Linked DNA regions of Mus musculus: region 2 is linked to region 1. A link is a loop called in an ENCODE intact Hi-C map of the cell type or tissue named here. Cell type or tissue: heart. All regions are shown on one strand. Each heading gives the region's core, and the rest is flanking DNA. Links, peaks and the distances in the headings are about the cores only. Region 1 overlaps Exoc3 (exocyst complex component 3). Region 2 overlaps Zdhhc11 (zinc finger, DHHC domain containing 11).

Region 1 (9,954 bases), core at 1,172-9,171:
GCTCTGCTCTGTCTCTATATCTATGTCTCTGCCTTCCTGCCTGCCTGCCTGCCTGCCTGCCTGCCTGCCTGCCTGCCTGCCTGCCTGCCTGCCTGCCTGTGAATCAGGATGAAAGCTCTCAACTACTGGGCCAGCTCCATACATGCTGCCAAGTTCTCCACCATGCTAATGGACGAAACTGCTGAACTGTAAGCAAGTCCTCCATTAAATACTTTCTTTAATAAGAGTTGCTTTCAGCATGGTGTCTTTACCCAGCAAAAGAGAACAGTGACTAAGACATACAGATAAGTGTAGGCCTCACCCTTCTTCAAGAAAACTTCTCCTTGCAAGAGATGGAGACTATTATGGAAAACAATAACTAATCAAAACACAGAGTTGTGGAGCCCAGTGCCAACTGATGCATCTACAGCACAGCTCCTGCACCTCAGGCCCAGGGATCACTGTGGAGAGAGGGAGTTAAGACTGCAGGAGTCAAAACACAGCAAGTTTGCTGTGAGACTGACTGTCTCTTCTAGAAAAGCCAGAAGCTGTACCAGCCAAGTCTCACTAATATGGCTGCCAAAACATGCCCTGAACAAGGACAGTACCGATAGACACGCTAACTTGGATGAGAGAAAGGCCTCAACTCTAGACAAAGAATTGGCGGCAAAGAACTAGAATGCTAAAAGTGAGAGAAATAGTCTTCCCAGGGAAGAAGATACCAACTGGTTATTCAATATGAAAACATATATACAAGTAACATTATACAGACTAAGCAGGTTGTATTCATGACATTAAACATATATGTGTAGCCATACACAGCAATTAATAAAAAAAAAAAGCCATGAATTTGAAAGAGTAAGGAGGGTTATATGAAACAGTCTGGAAGAAGAAAAGGGAAGGAGGAAATGATGTAATTATATTATAATGTCAAAAAAGAAAGTATATAAGTAATAAAAAAATTATCTGGAAGTTGGACTAGTCCAAATTCAAAGAAAACAATAAAACTATTTGAAAAATAATGAAGTTAAACAATTTCTCCAGGGGACAAAAAAGCCCATCACACAATTTTCTAGTTACCTTCAGCCTGAGTTCTACCGCAGGGAAATATTTACCTTTTCACTATAACCATGAGATGATAAAATGTGACAACAGGGCTGACAAAGAGGTGGGGCCATGAGGATGGTTGTGTGCACTAAACTCAATTATGTGTCATTCTGAAGACAAGACTTGACCACTTACCAACATGGAACGTAAAAGAGCACAGAACAGGAGCGCCAGGTACAACCAATATAATTAACTTCCAGTTCAGAAATGCTCACAGTCAGCTATTGGATGGATCATAGGGCCCCCAATGGAGGAGCTAGAGAAAGTACCCAAGGAGCTGAAGAGATCTGCAACCCTATAGGTGGAACAACAATATGAACTAACCAGTACTCCCCGGAGCTCGTGTCTCTAGCTGCATATGTAGCAGAAGATGGTCTAATAGGCCACCAGTGGAAAGAGAGACCCATTGGTGCAACCTTTATATGCCTCAGTACAGGGGAACGCCAGGGCCAAGAACTGGGAGTGGGGGAGTAGGGGAGTGAGGGGGGGAGGGCATGGGGGACTTTTGGGATAGCATTGGAAATGTAAATGAAGAAAATACCTAATTTAAAACAAAAAGAAAATCTCAAGTGATCCTGGGTAACACTACTTGGTGAGTGTAATTCTGAGCCTGTTTCTTTAGCTCCAGAAAGCAGAGACAGGGATATCAGGGAAAGCAGGTACTTGACATCTACAGTGTAAAGTCTAAGGTATTTGCTGTCTATGAAACCAGCAGATCCTATTAACCACATGGGATCTGGGACCTTTACATCTGGCACTTGTACCTGGAATACAATGGCAGGAAGTGTAGTCTGATAGTAACCATCCTGGTCTGCTTCTGGCTCTGTCTCTTTGCTCCAGTCTTTCTTGTCTGTTTCCAGTGCTTTCCGAAGCCAGGCAATGATGTTGGACTATGAGTTTGGATTTATGGGAAAGGAAAGAACAGGCTCTGAGTTATATCCAACATTCTCCCTGCAGCACTTGCAGCTGCACAGACCAGATACAGCTTTTCACAGCACTCCTTGCTTCCAAACACAGAGCCTGCTAGAGCAGACACTTTATATGCAGCTCACTGGTGTGCAATTCTCATGCTGGTCTTTTCGTATGTGGACCAACAAAACACTAACTATAGATAAAAAGAGAAAGAATCAAGAGGACTATTGATAAAAATTATGCTGGAGGACAAAACCAGAGTCCAGCATCTGATGGTTAGGCCCAGGACATTAGAGAACAGACTTGGCAGCCCAGTCATCTCAGGCCACAGCAGAACACAGCTCTGCAGAACCCAGGGACTCTCAGTAGTGGCTTAGATTCCATTTTGCTGACTCTTCCATCTTACTGAGACTGTTTAATGCTTATGAGGATGATGTGAGACTGACCCCTTTGTCCCCAAATTGCCACCTCTCTCTGGAACACACTGCTAAGGTGGCTCATGCTCTCTTAGACATAAGGTCTTGCTAGCCAGATAGGTGGCACAGGTTGGGTCCTCCAGCAGAAAAGACTCCCATATCTGTGAAATACATTCAAATGAGCTCCAGACCCAGGCCAGAGTCAGGTATCCCTTCTTTTACAGGTACATGCCCAGACCATTTGAGGAACAGCTAATCTATTGAGAGTTAGCTCAGATGTCTCACCACATTACAGACAGACAACCACCACAGCATTTTCTGGGCCTGCAACCTAATTCTACTCACCGTGAGTGTTGACATGTATGTGTCAAGCAGCTCGGAGACGATGTTTGGAGAGAGGAGGGGCTCCAGGGCACTAACATCCACTTCTGGGGCTAGTTCCACATTCCCCATCATCTCTGCACTGCAGTGAAAAGCACATGTAAACGACAAAACGCAGCAGCATACTCAGATAATACTCTCAAGTGAATCTACCTGTTTGGCTAGACATGTAATTGCATTATCCTAGAGATCTCAATGCTGACACTTCTACAACTCCACAAAATCAGGAAGACCATGCATGGAAAGCATAGAATGAAAGGTCAAGGATTTGGGGGCCACTCTATGATATCACCATACAGGCTACACAGCCACTTATGTAATCTCAATATGGCTTCTTCACACTGTGCCAGAAGCATAGGGAGCTTGCATTCAAATGCAGGAAATCGTCCACAAAAGTCTGTCTGAACTCACTGTGTCTCTATAATTGAGACCAGGACCACGCAAAAAGAAATTGTCAAATTGTCACACTTCATTAAGTAAGAAGATAATGGACAAGTTGTTTTTTGGAACAGTAAACACTGTCATAAAAGTCACTAATCCCTATAGGAGGGTGAGACTAAGGCAAGAAATAAATGTTACCGAAGGAAACATGTTTACAAGGAAAGAAAGATAACACTCATTTTACTGTGCACAAGGCAGGGAAACAAATGCTAAGTTTCATAGAAAATATATTTGTGCATGCAACTGGGCTCACAAAAGTCTAGGACTCATCACTCAAAACACCGATATGAGTTATATTCAAATATATATTTAGAATAGCATTCTTTCTGAGTGAAAAAGAACTTCATGAAAACCTGCACATATTAAAAGACTACTTGTTTAATCTTGGTTATCTGGCACCAAAACCCCAATGCCCTGTGCTTACAGAGGAAACATGGCTCAAATTCTGCACGGTCCAGTGTAATAAAGCATATATGATCAATGTGAAGAGAACTCTGAAGTACAAAGGCACAGTTAGCACGGCTCAAGAGAAAGACAACTGAGCCAAAGAGCTGTGCAAGTTCCATAAACACACATCACAGTCCAGTATACAGAACTGGGTAAGGGCCCAGTCTCCAGCTTTGAATCTTGCTCCCATGTCACTAGCTATGAAAAGTAAAAATATTATTCCCTCTGTGCCTCAGCTACCAAATGGATGTGATCACAGTATACCACCTGTCTCATGTACATTCAACTGGGTTCACAAAAGTCTAGGACACATGACATACTATGGTGTAGGCTATACAATGTGAAAGACCAGAGAATGGAATAATGGAGATTATTTGGACCTCATAAAGTAGTAAAGGCATAAAGTCTAGGCCTATACATATAAACACTACAAAATAATGGGGCTGGAGAGATGGCTCAGTGGTTAAGAGCACTTGCTGTTCTTGCGAGAACCTGAGTTTATTTCTCAGCACCCATGTCAGACAGCTCACAGACATTTGTAATCCCATTTTCAGAGAACCTACCCCTGGCATCTGAAGGCACCTGCATTCACGTATACATAACCATATGTAGACACATACATATCTCCATATAATTAAGAGTAATAAAATACATGTTTTTTAAAGATTACTAAATAATGATCATCACCCATGCCTAATAATTTCACTCTGTTTATAGTTCTCTGTATTGAGGTAGAGAAACACTCTACTATAAAGTTAAAACTACACATACACAAAATAAACCTCACTGTTAAATCATGCTTTCTTTCTCCATGGTAACAAGAAGGGCATAGCACTGTTTTCTATCCATAAAAGTAAAGTTAAAATTAATAACCATTTTAATTACCTAAACTTAAAGCATCTCACAATAGCCTTCCACTGACATAACTACTTCATGCATAAAGTAGCCCAGTTCCTTCACATAAAACAATAGTCTCAAGCTACAATACAAAAGGAGTAACCGATTTTTCTATATAGTTTAGATATTTTTCTATATATTCTCATTGCTATTTCTTTATTCTTTGAGATAGGTCCTGCTATTCTGTTCAGACTGTGCTGAAACCATCTTTCTACTCAGTCTCTTGAGTTCAGGGACTACAGGTATGGGCTACTAAGTTGGTGTACAACTGTTTGTATCTGAATAATTAACTGTTACAGTGTACTGGTGAGGAAAACAAAGGCTGTGATCTCTTTACCAACCTGGTGACTCTAAAAAAGTCACTGAATTTCCTAGGGCTATAGGCTCCCAACCTACAAAACATTGCAATACTGTACTTGTCTCAGGAAATCACTGTGAAGAAGCAAGAATGCACACAGTGAACACAGAAAATAACACCATGGTGCACAACTGAGTGCTCGAGGGAAAAGGGAAAGACCATGGAGAAATACTGTGCCAACATGACAGGCTAGTTCATCCTGAAGGATAAGTCACCAGCAGGCAGAACAGAAAGACCTTCACAAGCCAGAAAAAGACATGGGTTCAAAATGGATGAGACTGTCTGTTAGCTGTTGATCAGTGTGCAAAAGCAGAAAAAAAGAAGTTTCTAGATAAAAAGACACATAAAAGAAATTCTACCTGGTGTAGGTATTTAGGACCCATGTCAAGAGGCTCACAATCTCGTTGGCCTCAAGGTCCTCTGATGCAAGGTCCTGCATCCGAGTGCTCAAGGCCTGGTGGTACATGCTCAGGAGGTTCTTAAAGATCTCATAGTGAGGAGGGAAGCACTGGACCATCAGGTTCTTGGCAACAATGAGATCATCCAGGACATACTTCCTAATGATCTCCAGGTGGCGCACAAGCCACATCTTGTCAGATTCTCTGGTGTCTGCCTGTGTACCTTCGATTCTAGTTGTCACAGTTCTGTCCAAGATGGCAAACATTTTTTCTTTCCAGTTTTTGGGCCTTCCAGGAGGAACAAACCCAGTTTGCTTTTTTCGATCAAGTATCCGCCTGTCAATTTTTTCTTCCCTTTCAATGATTCTGACCACGGAGACCAGCAAGGTAGGATCCCGGCGGACAGTGACCAGTGATCTTTGCAGCACCATCCACAGCTGCTTAGCCAGCTCATCAGAGAGCCCCTGTGTGCTACCAAAGTAGCCATGAATGAGGGTCATGTCCCGTTTGTTCCCACTGTCCATGCGGTACTGCTCACACATTAGCCCATCCCGAGAGCACTCCAGATCCATTAGCTTCCGGTGGGCTTGCAGGAGGGCCCCTTGCTCGATGAGATCTTGGGTCTCCCTCACAATCTCAGGCACTAGAAAAAGGTACAAGTTGATTTGGTGAAAACACAGAGATGACAGCAGGTAAAGCAAGAGGGACCTGGCATCCATCTTCCCACCTGGACAGAAGCCCTGACAGACCCTAATGGCTTTGATCTATGGAGTCTATGAAAGGCTAGAAATCTTCATAAACCTAGCCATAAAAGGCCTGATGGAAAGTGAGTTATGGTTAATTCAGCTACATGTGCTTTTTCTAAGGCACTGAATTCCTTCTTTCCAGAGCTAAAGTAGGCTTCAGAAAAAAACCCATGCTTTTAAGTATGGTGATATGTGTTCTGATTATTGACTGCTGCCTCTAACTGTTTTATAGCCACTATTGCTAAAATGTGAATTCCAGGAAATAAAGAGATTGGCTACCTTCCTTTCTCTAATTTTCTTTCTATCCCTTTGGAAGTCCAATAGATAAGGACATTCAAAAGCACACGTGTGTGTGTGTGTGTGTGTGTGTGTGTGTGTACGTGTGTACATGATGTGTCAGAAAAATCACTATGTATATATGCTTAGGCAGATTCCAGGGCCCAGGCTTAGCATGTTAGAATCAACTGCCTAAAGCAAAACCACAAAGAACACTACAAACATACCCCATTCAATAAATATTCAAAAATAAATCAGTAGGCCTACTTAGACATAAACATTAAAACAACCGTTTATCTAAAGTGAGTGCAAGGGGAATTTGAGCAGGCAGGAGAGGAAACCAGAAAATGTTAAGAGAGAATAATGGCAATTATCAGGAACAGAAAGAAAAAGGCTAAAGAAAGTAGACAGAGCCCAGAAGATCTCATGGACCTGTAAGGCAGATCAGCATATATACTGTAGTAACTTCAAAGGAAGAAGATAGAAGAATGAATGGCTGGAAGCTCCAAAGTTTGATAGATGACATGAATGTAAATGTCTTGGCAAGCAAGGTAATGGCCTGCCAGTCAAGGGACCCATACTAAGTCATGAAGCTGTAACAGCAGTAAGAGAAGAAAAGGTACCCTAAATAGAGTCACTAGTAAATTTCTCATCAGAAATTCTTGACACCAGATGTATCTGGCACTAAATATCTAAGTATTTAGTATTAAAATGTATTTTTAGATACACTGAAAGTACTAAAAACAAAAACCTACTACCAACTAGCAATGGCTTTTCTTCTTTTTTCTTTTTTATCATCCTTTGAGACAGGGTCTTAATCTGTAGCCCACACTGAAAAACATGCAATAATCTTCCTACCTCAGCCTTCACATGCTGGAACTACAATTGTGAGTCACCAAGACCCGCTTTTACCAAGAACCTTTTATCCAGCAAAACTATCATTCAAAGGTGAAAGAGAAATTAGGATGCCAAAATAAGAGAAAGATGAAAAACCTTTATGATTAGACTTATTTGTAGGACACACTAGAGGGAATTCTGTGGGGAAAAAAAACATTAGACAGTAACTTATGAAATGACAATAACTGGGAGTTGTAAAAAAAAAAAAACTTCAGCCAGGAATAGTGACACATACCTGTAATTCCAGCACTTGTTGGATAGAGGAAGGAGAGCCAAAAACTCAAGTCATATTTAGCTATATAACAAGTTCATAACCAGCCTGGGTTACATGAGACCATCTTAAAAACTCAACACAAATAAATAAGACTCAAACAAAAACAAAGTAGGAAAAATCTCAATAAAAGTAAATACAAGGCCAAGTATTTAACCCATTTTTTTGTTTTCTATATGATCTGAAAAACTAATAGAGTTATTAGTTCATTTTTGGACATATACAAAGTATAAAGAAGAAAGTGAAGAGGGGTGGGAAGAAGTTATATAGAAATAAAGCTTTTACATGTTGGTGAATTCATGATGGGATAAATTCAATCTGGAGGTGATAACAATTTCAAGATATTAGATGTCAGTCCTACAGTAACCACAAGGAAAATATCTAAATAGATTTAAAAAAAGAAAGAAAGAAAAGAAAAATGGGAACTTAAGTATCTCTTTAGAAAAAAATTAGAAAAACACAGAAAATTATAGCATGTGATGTAAGGGACAAAAAAATCAGCATATGAAAAGCAAACAGTAGCTTGTTTTTCTTACTAGTAATTACTTTAACTTTTCTTTACTTTAACCTTTTTACGTTAACCTTTCTTACTAGTAATTACTTTAACTATAAGCAGTTTAAACTCTCCAATTAAAATAGATGGCAGAAAAAAATTTAAAAAGTGATTTAATCATGGGCTGGAAAGATGATTCAATGTTTATGAGCGCTTGCTGCTGTTCCAGAAAACCTGGATTCAGTTCTCAGCATCTATCCTGTAACCCTCACAACCATCTATATCTAGTTCCAAGGGATACTGCACTGTCTCCTGACCTCTTTGAGCACTAAGCATTGCATATGGTGCATATGTATACATGTAGGAAAAACACTTATACACATATATAAATGTAATTTTTAAAAAGTCATTTAACCATACATGTCTACAAAAGACTACCCTTAAGCTGAGAATATTAGAGAAAGATTGCCCGTGTAAACAGTAATGAAAAGTCAAACATGAGACAAAACAGCTTTAAGTAAATTGAAGGAGGATATAACAGAAGCATCTATTAACAAGATGGTACAGTTACACAGTTATGGCAATTAGTGTCATTTCTGCATCTTGAACAGGCTACAAGAATATATGAAGCAAAAACTGACAGAACTAAAAGGAGAGGCACGGCTCTGTAAGGATCATTGCACTGGAGACCAGTACCTCCTCTCAGTGAGGACAAAACTAGCAGAAGGCATGGAAGAAACCGAGGATCTATGCAATACAGGAAAACACAGGAACTCTCAGTCAAGCCCAGCCATATGGAAGGAGACCTGCTGAATTACCTAGAAGGAACAAAGACCAGCAGGGTCCCTGAAAGAAACAAAGACTAGCTGAGCCACCTGGAAGGACACTCCTTAACCTGTTGAGCTGCCTGAAGACTGTGGAGTGTGCTCTGAGATTCCAGCTTGTGTGAGCTGGCATCCATGCTTTGGTGGGCTTTGTTGATATAGCTCTCTGAGTTATTTCTGTTCATGGAAAACCAGATGGCTAAAGGCCAGCGTAAGAACATAACCAACAAAAGCCTGGACAATATGGCACCACCAGAATCCAGCTATCCCACTACAGCAAAGATTCCACCATATCTGAATTGAAAGAAAAATACCCTTAAATCTAATCTTATGAAGATGACAGGGGCCTTTAAAGAGGAAATGAATAGATCCCTTAAAGAAATCAGGAAAATACAATCAAACAGGTGGAAGAAATAAAACAGTTCAAAACCTGAAAATGAAAATGAAAGCAATAAAGAAAGCACGTCTCTGAGAGGAGATGGAAAACCTAGTAAGGAGAACAGGAAATGGAGATACAAGTGTCACCAACAGAATACACGACATGGAATCTCAGGAGTAGAAAACACAACAAAAGAAATTGATGCATTTGTCAAAGAAAATGCTAAAGCTAACACGTTTCTAACAAAACACCCAGGAAATTTGAGACATTATGAAAAGACTAAACTTAAGAATAATAGAAATAGAAGGAGAAGATTCCCAACTCAAAGGCCCAGAAAAGATCTTCAACAAAATCATACAAAAAAATTTCCCCAACCTAAAGAAAGACATGCCTATAAACATACAAGATGCTTACAGACACCAAACAGAGTGGACCAAAAGAGAAAATCCTCCTGCCACATAACAATCAGAACACTAAATGTACAGAAAAATGAAAGAATATTAAAAGCTGCTAGGGAATAAGGCCAAGTAACTCAAAAAGGCAGAGCTATCAGAATTACACCTGACTTCTCAAAAGAGACTTTAAAAGTCAGAAGGGCTCATACAGCTGTCTTGCAAACCCTAAGACACCACAGATGTCAGTCCAGACTACTATATCCAGCAAAACTTTCAATCTCCAGAGATGGGGATACCAAGATATTCTATGACAAAACCAAATTTCTGAACAGAACAC
Region 2 (9,954 bases), core at 1,288-9,287, 220 kb before region 1:
GGAGGATTGCCGGGGACCTGAGACTTGTGTGGTGCACACGTATGATGTAGGGAGTGGTGCTCTCTGCATGTTGTGGAGCTGTGTGTTCTATGTGTGGTGTGCAGCTTTGTGTGATATGTATATCCCCACACAGCAGCTATCAAAGCTAAACTTTGGGACTGGTAGGAAGATGGGGGCTCATCTTGTTGGCTCACTGCCAGGTCCCTTTCCCTGTGAAATCAGTGTACCGTTGCTCTCCTTGTCCTGAGCCCCCTCTCGAGTGCTCTCCCTTGACAGCAGTACCTTTCTAGAAGGAAGTGTACTGGGAAGTAGGGTTTTATGAAAGTGGGTGCATTTGGGTTCTTATATAAGAAGACCTCAGTGTTGTTCTCTTTATGTCTTTTCTAATATTCGTCACTTGAACATTTGGGACAGAATTGGGTCAAGGAGAGAAGTGGTACTCTTGCATATCTGACCTAACCAAGGGGTCTATTCATGAAAATATGGGCTCACAGAGGTGTGGGTTAGACATACTCAGCCTTGTGCCCACTATTTTGGGAGCTGCAAACCTATCTGTCATGATAGGGATCTCCTGCAAACCCTAGTCATATAGATATCAGCTCTGGCCCAGGTTCTGGTAACCCCCTGACAATGACAAGTGGTATTGCAAGACATTCTTTCTATGACCAGGAATAGACAGCTTTGTGCCCTTTATGTCTCTCAGATGAACATCTGTGGCATCAACAAGAACTGGGTCCTCCCAGAAGCCCAGGAAAACAATGTGAAGAAGTTCCTACCACGCCCTCTGTCTAGGGTGAATGGCTGGTCACCACCCCTCCACTCCTTTCAGGCAATATCCTGGATCACCTACCTGGCCATGTCCATTGTCACCTTTGGGATCTTCATCCCCTTTCTGCCATATAGCTGGAAATATGCTGCCAATATTGTATCCTTTGTACTAGAAGGGTGGGCCCCTGGGCTACATGTCTTTTGGAAGGGGGAGGGTTTCTGAAGGTCTTCAAGAGAATTGCCCTGAGTCCCATCATGCCTATGCAGTGGGCTCTGTCTCTGCCTAGACTATTAGTTCCTGTGGCCCTGAAGTCAGCCCTATGACCCCATATTTCCTGATAGAAGGTGTTCTTGCTATTGAATGTTAGAGTCTGCTAGATATAAAGTGACAAGTAGGGTTCCTGGAAGTGGTGACCCAAGGAAAGGGAAGCAGGTATAGACTGCAGTCACATATTTCTTACAGTGTACAGAAAGGCCCTTCTCTGTTGACTCACAGAGTAGCCAAATCAATAAGAAAGGACTTCAGAAGCATATAACTTGGCTGTCACTGACTCACAGCCTGCTAGTGTGCTTGGTTAGCCCTATAGAGCCCATCCCTAAAGCATGGAAAGTAGACAGGAGCCCTGCTCCTGGACAGGCCTTTAGAGATGGTTCCCCAGGGCAGTGGGAAGATCTAGATCCATACTCACTTCTTTATGGCATGGTGTATATCAGGGTGGGCATTTGATCAGGGAGACCAGACCCTTAGGGGTCAATCCACTTAGAACCAGTGCCACAGTGGTGCAAAGTGGACCTATGCTCAGGAAATTGCATCCACAAGCCATAGTTGAGACCTGGGCGGCATTACATACTCTGGGTGTAGGCTCTCTATAGAGGACTTTGCTTTGGATGGCATTCCGCAGGTCCGAGGAGTTAGGAGAACTAGGCATATGTGAGTAGTGGAAGGAGACCTTTCAGGACACAGGGCCAAGTGACTGTTACAAGAGCCAGGGCAGATACTGTCACATCTTGGGGGTCAGCTTTGCTGAGAATGGATACAGTAGTATCTCACAGTCACCCATGACAGCAGTTAGAAATGGCAAGTCTTTCATTTATTACATGCATGTTCAGGGGAGCATCTTTAAAAATAAAAAAAAAACCAAAACATCAGATGTCAGAAACTATCACACATAAGTGCTGTGGTTTATATTGGGACCTGGCTCCTACACTCATAACCACTATACTATTATCTTCCTGGAAATGCACACAGCAAACTCCATCACTCATTTCCTAATATCCCTATTACCAGTACCACAGTTCTCTTTATTATTTTACAGGGAGTCCTGGGGATTGAACCCAGGGCACTGATTGTAGCATAACTTGTAGTTGGTACGTGAAGCTTCCCACAGTGTGGCACCTCTAGGTCTTTGGTTGAAGAAACTGGAGCAGAATGTCTCCCAGTTCAGCTGTGTCTGGTTCTTTTCTACGTAGTGCTAGAGACTTCTTTGTGGGAAGTCTTTTGAGAATGAATTCAATGTAGCAGGCAAAAAGTTATTCAGGTTTTCTGCTTCATCTTATGTTCATTTTAGTAAGGTGTGTTTCTCATGAAATTTCTTAGAATGTCTAAGAAAATGTCAAATTTCTTAGAATAAAATTAGTCTCAATATGTCCTATGCTTTTCATTTTCTCTCTGAAGGATACAATTTTTTTGGACAGGATTTTCTGTATAGCCCAATATGGCTATCAACTTGTGGTCCTCCAGGCTCAGCCTCTCAAGTGATAGAATTAGGTGTGTATTACATTCAGGACATATAGTAACATGTCTTCATTGGCTGCCTCCCTCCCTCCCTCCCTCCCTCCCTCCCTCCCTCCCTCCCTCCCTCCCTCCCTCCCTCCCTCTCTCCCTCCCTCCCTCTTTCCCTTCCTTCCTTCCTTCCTTCCTTCCTTCCTTCTTCCCCCTCCTTCCTCACCCACCCTCTTTCTTTTTACCTGAAACTTACTGTGAACATCCAGTCCTCCTGCCTCAGCCTCTACAATGCTGGAATTGCATGTGTGCATCACCACCCTGGCTTTCTTATAGAGACACACCTTTACAGTTTACTACTTTTCTTGACTGTTGGCCTCTTTTTATCTTTAATTTTCCAGCTTTTATCTTTATTATTCCTTCTTTCAACTAACTTTGGGATTCTCACCTTTAAGTGGAAATGCAGGTCATTGGCTTCCTCAACATATACTTAGGGTTATGCTACTATATTTTTCCTGAAAGTTTGGGGACTGTGCTGGGTAGTTTTGTAAACTTGACACAAGCTAGAGTCATTTTGGAAGAGGGAAGATTAATTGAGAAAATGGCCCATAGGCAAGTCTGTAGGTAATTTTCTTTATTGATAATTGATGCGGGAGAGACCAGCCCACTGTGGACCATGCCTTCCCTGGGCCATGTTGTCCTGGATGGCATAAGATAGCAAACTGAACAAGCCATAATAAGTAAGACAATAAGCAGTGTTCCTCCATGGCTTCTGCTTCAGTTCCTGCCTCCAGGTTCCTGTCCTGCTGGAGTTCCTGCCCTGACTTCCCTCAGTGATGGACTATTGCCTGGAAATGTACAATGAAATAAACCCTTTCTTCCCCAAGTGGCTTTGGTCATGATGCTTTCATCACAGCAATAGAAATCATAACTAAGAAGGCCACTCATTGCCTGTATTCCCAGAGCAGTTGCTCATGTAGTCTTGCTACATAGAAGACTTATTTTTAGAGATAAACCAAAGATGCCTCTGGAAGGTACACTGTGAGCCCACAGACAACCTGGCAATGTGCAACCCTGGAAATACATATCCTGGGATATGTCCTGGGATATGTCCACATTGTGGACGTGCATGTATCTGTGATACTTACATCCCAGGTACATTCATTCACCCTGACCACATATACATCTCAGTATGCGCATCACAGGCACACACGCATCCTGGGAAGACTTCTTCACCCTGTACATGCATCCTGAGCATATACACATTCCAGGCATATATGCACATATCCCAGATACACATGCTCTGGGCATATGTACATTTCAAGCACACTTGTGACCAAGAACCCCTGCCCCCATAACCCTGGCACATGCACTCTGAATATGCACACATCCCGGGCACATATATTCCAGACATGTGAACCCTGGACACACTTTTACTCAATTGATCTTGCAATGTCAGGTCTTGTCTGGGAGAGACAGGCTGAGGATGTCCTGCAGGCATCAACTACAGGTTCCGTGAAGAGCTTCAGATCCCTGGCTCCCCCATGGCCAGGATCCAAATAGCCAGCAGCATCCTCTTCCAAAAGGAGTCTTTGCTAAAGCCCAGGTTCTATATGGTCACCAAAATAGAGTGGGCATTCAAACCACGAGAGACTAAGCCATGTGGAAGTTCAAATGTCCACCATGGAGGGATACAGAAAGGTGTAGCTACCTGAGTCATGTTATTGAAATACACAGCACTCCACCAACCTTCTCTTCTCATCAGGGTGACAAGTTCCAACTCTGAGTGGTGGCCCATCTCACTATACCTAGTATGGAGCCCACAAACTCTGCTGTACCCTCCTTTGTCCTCCAGAATTTCCAGACCTTGTTGTTGGCCTACTGAGCCTCCATTGTGTCCTGACACCCAGGCCCTCTGTCCCCCAATAGCATCTGTCTGGGGTAGCCTCCTCTAACCAAGAGCCCTCAAGCCCCCTAGGTCTGCAGAGTTGAAAAGTGATGCCATAAGTTCCTGTGTGCTCTTTAATGTAGGCTATTGGCCTCCTGGGCCTACAACCATGTCGAGGGATAAGAGATTATACTGAAGTCATCAGCCCATAGCTCAATGCCCTGCTTCTTTCTATGCAACACCAGACATGGCACCCTCACTAAATGCCTTAGCATGGGTAAAAAACAGGCAATAGTTCAGCAATTTCTAATGTCTCCCAAACACCCCTTATACAAGTTTAAAAAACCCAGAATCTAGTCAGCTCTGAGTCTTGAATGTAGGGATAGAAACTCTCTGTCTCCTTACTGGAGCATGGCGATTGCCAGTCTGAGCTTGGCTGTGGCATTTCTGAGATGTTAGGTAGCCCGTGGCCTGTCAGGTTGACCAGGAAGTTTCAGCAAGAGTATGATACAGGTGTTAACACAACCCGCTGCCATTAGTGTGTAGTACCTGTGGGAGCCTAGTTACAGTCCGTGCTAAATCTCTAGATCGGCCATCCTTCCTGAACTTGTCCATCTATGCCCTGTAAAGGGAGCTTTCCTCCCTGCCTTTCATCTTTCCACATTCTCTTGAAAGACACTGGGTAGTACTCTGTCACCCAGTACTACCATGGCCTGGGAATGCAGTCTTCTGATGTTGGCCCACCTTCTGCCATGGGAATTCAGTCTGCTATGTTTCCCATAAAAATATTGTGTGTGTGGTCCGTTCACCATAGCATGTATGTGGAGTTCAGAGGACAACTTTCTTATCTTTTTTTTCCCATTAATTTATTTGCTCACTTTACATCCCAATTGCAGCTGCCCCTCTCCTCCCAGCCCCCCCTCACACAGCCCCTCCCCACAATCCTCTCCTTCTCCTCCAAGAAGGAGAAACCCCCACCCCAGGTACCAACCCATCCTGACACATCAAGTCACCGCAGGACCCAGCACATCCTATATTCCTCTGAAGCCAGGCAAGGCAGCCCAGAACAGGATCCACAGGCAGGCAACACAATCAGGGACAGCCCTCTACACTATCCCTGTAGAGAACAACTTTCAGGATTCGGTTCTCTTTCTCTAGAGATCCAGGATCCAGGCTGTCAGACTTCCACAGAAAGCCCTTTGAGCTGTTGAATCACCTTGTTGGTCTACAGTTGCCATTTTTTAAAGGTCTGGACAGGATTCTTCCCAGTGGCCTCATTTACCTGGTTTGTGATGACTCTGTTGCAAATGAGGTCTGCCAACGATGGTGTCAGGATGTGGATATGTTAAGGAGACACATACTGCCTGATAATCACTGCTTTCTTCTTTTTATTCCTAACTTGGCCCTGTTTGGCCCTGGATCCTTTCAGGTGGTTTTGTGTTTGCTGCAGTGGGCCATTCCTGCCATACACCTAAATGCCTCAGCTCCCGTTCTTCCCCGAGCCCTGCTATACCAACTTGGTAGCTCAGTCTAAGCTTTTGTCCAGAGACACTGGAGCTCCTACAGCCTTCTTGGCTTTTCAGCTCCGAAATTCTTTTACTATCCTGACTGGGAGCCTGGTTGCATTGGCATTATGCTCAAACTAGTATTAGTTTGTAGCCACTAGAGGGCACTAGCATCATTTGGCACCTGCTAGGCACCATGAGGGGCTGGGAAGTGAGGGGCTGGATTAGAAGAGCTAGGACTTTCTGTGGAGAGGATCCTAGGAAACACTGAGGCCAGAGACAAGCCTGAAGATCCTTCTTGTGGTTCAGATAAGAAAGGGCTCACCAGGCTGGTGGCTTGTGAGGGTCCTGTCGCCAGTGGGACTCCTCCCCTTCTGACAAAGGGCTAGATAATAAACACAGTTTAGTCAACAGGACCCACGGTGCAATACCAAACCTTTAGCCTAGAAATCTTCTTTTTTTTTTTTTTTTTTGAGTCCTGGGCTGTGCCAAGGCAATGTGAACTAAGGGGGGGGGGGGGCGGCGGCGGCCATCAAACAGCGTGTCTTAGGCTGCTGTTTTAGCTCAGCCACAGAATTTGCCCTGGAGGAATCACGAATCCAGACAGTATCAGAATGTTGACGCCTCCTGGGCCTCCCCTCTTCCTGCGGAAACAGGACAAGGGAGAGGTCACTAGTTCGAGGAGGCTAAGAAGGGTGGTGTCCTGAGCTGGCGCCCTTCCTTTGTTTGTTTACTAAACACAGATTGTTGCTAGGGAATGTTCCAGCCAGCTGTGGTTCTCATAGGCTCCCACATGGAAACTTCCAGAGGGAGTTGGAGGGAGGCCTCCATGGAGGACACCTCACCCTGCTTCTTTCACATTTAGCTATCCACTGAGACAAGGCTCTAGAGAAGACAGGGGCAGATCCTGAAGAAGTTTCTCTTCTGGGTTCCCTCTTGGGAATGTCACCTTGGTGTGTGGTAGGGAGTGGCCAACCAGGTCATCTGAGACAAAATATAATAGAGTAAGGTCACCAGCATGATTCCTATGGGTGACAGGAATATCACTGAGTGGTAAAAAGTTTGCTGGCAGAGTGTTCCTGGACAAGCTTTGCACAGGAGAATGTGATAAAAGATGTGCTGTAACTTTGTTTTTTGTAAGCAAGCTCCATGCTCTAGATGGACAGATTGAAGATTGTGGCTGAGATCTGAGTCCCCTCTGTGACCAGAGGGGTTTTTTTGTGACAGATAAATGCTTTTAGGGTGGCCTCCTGGTACTCCATGTGACGGCTGGGGACTGGTTGTCCTTTGGGGTCTCTTTGGTAGGTTCAGGTACAAGGGAACCTGGCTTAGTTGTACCCTGAGAACTACTTTACAGCCATAACCTCCCTATAATTGGCCTGTGTTCCAGGAGGCCCCAACAATATGAGTATGGATGCTGGTGGTTTGGAGAAGATATGAGGGTATCATGAGGTATAGTCACAGAGGGCCTGTGCAGTTGACATCAGCCTTACCTCACTTGCTCCTCACTTGCCCTGCCTCTTGGGCTTTCTATCTGCCTACTGGTTTCTATTAGAACTGGTCTGTTCTAGTGTCACAGGGAAAGAGACAGAACCCAGGCAGTATAAGACTTCCTATGTCCTGGACCCTCACCCACCAATGTCCCGGGTTCTGAACATGCTCCTTATTACCCATCGCCACGAGGGAAGCATATTAGCCCTCAAATTAGCTTCAAGGAGTGGGAACAGATGCTGGACCATACTCTTGTCATGGTAGCATCAACAGCTGTGAGTTACCCTGTGCCCAGCCCCACTGACCTATACCATAGCTGCAATCTGGTCTACAATAAATAGATCAGGTACTAAAAGCCTCCGCAGCCACACACACATCCAGTCCTGCATCAGCTCCTACTCTGGTCCTCCTGGAATACAGCTTTCTGTCTTCCTCACAGTCATTTCTCTGTGCTCTGAACCTGCTTCTCAGTCCTGTGTCCATGTCCAGAATCCTGCATACTGCCCAGTTCATGCTGGAAGATGGAGAGAGCAAGACAGGGCCCGCACCAGGGTTTGGGTCAGCATACGGGCCTCTTGCAGGATTATCCTACATCACTGATTCTTTTGGGACCTTCATTAAGGTTCCCCCCCAACACATGTCATCCACAAAATCCAACCCTAGCATGCAGGATGGCTTTGGAAATCAGCACTACAAGCCAGGCTAGCAACTTTGAGCTCTTAGAAGGGCTGGGAAAAGGGGCTTCTTGTTGAGTTAACTATCCATGTCCTGTTAAAATCCCTGCAGAGGCTCTTGTATATGCCTATGGCCTTTCTCTTGCCTTGGCACAAGGTAGCCTGCCTGTTGGCACAAGCTTAGGCTGTTGGGCATGGGACTTTGTTGGCTTCCTTTAGAGATGTCGTAAATACTGGTCCACCTGGCCCAGAAATCAGGGGAAGAGAGGGGAAGCCTCTGTACTTAGTACCTCCTTTTGTATATTATCCCAGGGACAGGAGGAGGAATGGAGGGGACAAAGACCTTCTTCTTGTGGTCACATAGGCTTAGATGGGCAAAACCCAAAGGTTCCTGAGAATCTCATGGTCCCTGAAGCTCTAACTCAAACTGAGGTTGGAGAGTACCCGCCAACTGCTGCCTAACCATGTTTCTGGTGAACATATCCTGTGTTGTGGCCAACAGTAACTCTACTGCCAATGGAACCCACATAATATTGCATGGTCTGGCCTGGCCTAGTCCTACTTATATCCTAGGCCTTTCCCATATGGAAAACACCCACCACCAGGTGAACCACTTTGAGCCGCTGAAGCTATCATTCCAAGGTATAAACTGCTCTTTTTGAAGGCTTTTCTTTGTCCCTGGCCACATAAGACATTTCAGGGCTTATGCACAGTGTGGCCAGTAGTTAGCTGGCTTGTCTGGTTCTCCAAAGTAAGTGTCTCTATGGGATATGCTCTCGGATGCTGCAGGCATCAATGACTAGGAGTCCCAGGGTCTTTCCTTAGTCTCTGACACTGTCTGTTCTACTGGGAGACACTTTTCATCATGTCAGCCAGGTTCAGGGCTGTGTGTTCCTTGACAGCCCAGGTGATGGGTGGGGTGTTCATATTCCACCTCATCGTGCACTTGATCGCAATTACCATCGATCCAGCTGACACCAATGTCCGACTCAAAAAGGACTACACGCAGCCTGTGCCGGCCTTCGACAGGTCCAAACACACACACGTGATTCAGAACCAGTACTGCCACCTGTGTGAGGTTACCGCGTGAGTGGAGTCGGAGTTTGGGTATAGAGTCCTGCTGACCCGTGGCCCCACAGTTGCCCAGATGAGCCTGGTGCTGCTGGGCACTAGCTTTCTGTGGCACTCCATGGAGGGCTCAGTCATGTGCTCACAGCCTTCTAGCAGGCTGCACTATACTGCCCTACCCTATAGGCTGACAGTTCTGCCTCCCAGTTCCCAATACCTCTCTCCCTTGGTGTGAAGAGCTGCAGTCTGAGGCCCAGTGTTGTCTTTCTCAGGTCATCTTTTACACACAGGCCCTTTGTGGTGATGGTGGTGGTGGTGGTGGTGGTGGTGGCGGTGGTGGTGGTGGTGGGTGGGTGGGGGTGCAAGCATGCTACATCCTTGTGGTTTTTCTGATAAATCTCACGTTTCCAGTTGGGGAGGACGGAAGGAAATTTCAACTGATGCCTGATGAGGTCCAAAGTCCCTGGAACCTGAGCAGGATAGCACACTGACTTGGCTACAGGAAGGCACTGTAGGCACTGGGTGAACTACCAGCCTTCAACTCCTAGATAGAACTTTCAGGCTCCCATCTAGCAAACAAGCCTACTTACAGGGAAGTCCTGGGTTCACCTTCCAGGAATAATGCCCATGGGCATAGGCTCATCTCTCTGCCCAAGATGGCCTTGTCTTTTCTACAGACTTCCAGTTCCCCACTGTCTTCAGATGGAGGCCCCTCCCACCATTTCATGGTAGACACATGGTTCTCATGGTGCATTTGGGGCTAACAAGCTGTTTCTCCCAATTTCTCTTCCAGGAGCAAAAAAGCCAAACATTGCAGCGCCTGCAACAAATGTGTCT

The links. Hi-C counts contacts between places; a loop is a spot of excess contacts. Peaks named below come from ENCODE experiments on the same cell type or tissue, not always from the same donor. Only the 100,000 strongest peaks of a DNase experiment are listed, where the experiment ranks them.
Region 2: it touches region 1 in a loop (2.7-fold over the local background); 5 of 42 quality-filtered maps call a loop at or near these places.

What each region holds. Positions count from the first base shown.
Region 1 is chr13:74,187,311-74,197,264 of GRCm38, forward strand. It overlaps Exoc3 (exocyst complex component 3), which reads right to left. Exons shown (of 13, transcript NM_177333.4): 4 at 5,298-5,979; 5 at 2,760-2,877; 6 at 1,851-1,976. Among named protein-coding and RNA genes, the nearest start is that of Exoc3, 16 kb to the right of the region's middle. In heart, for the core only: a CTCF peak has its summit at 5,511 (motif pointing right); no DNase peak of the experiment used is centred there.
Region 2 is chr13:73,964,647-73,974,600 of GRCm38, forward strand. Zdhhc11 (zinc finger, DHHC domain containing 11) reads left to right here. Exons shown (of 10, transcript NM_027704.3): 2 at 704-925; 3 at 8,957-9,135; 4 at 9,911-9,954. Among named protein-coding and RNA genes, the nearest start is that of Zdhhc11, 5.8 kb to the left of the region's middle. In heart, for the core only: a CTCF peak has its summit at 6,042 (motif pointing right); DNase peaks (open chromatin) are centred at 6,125 and 6,605; H3K4me3 peaks cover 279 bases; H3K27ac peaks cover 1,611 bases.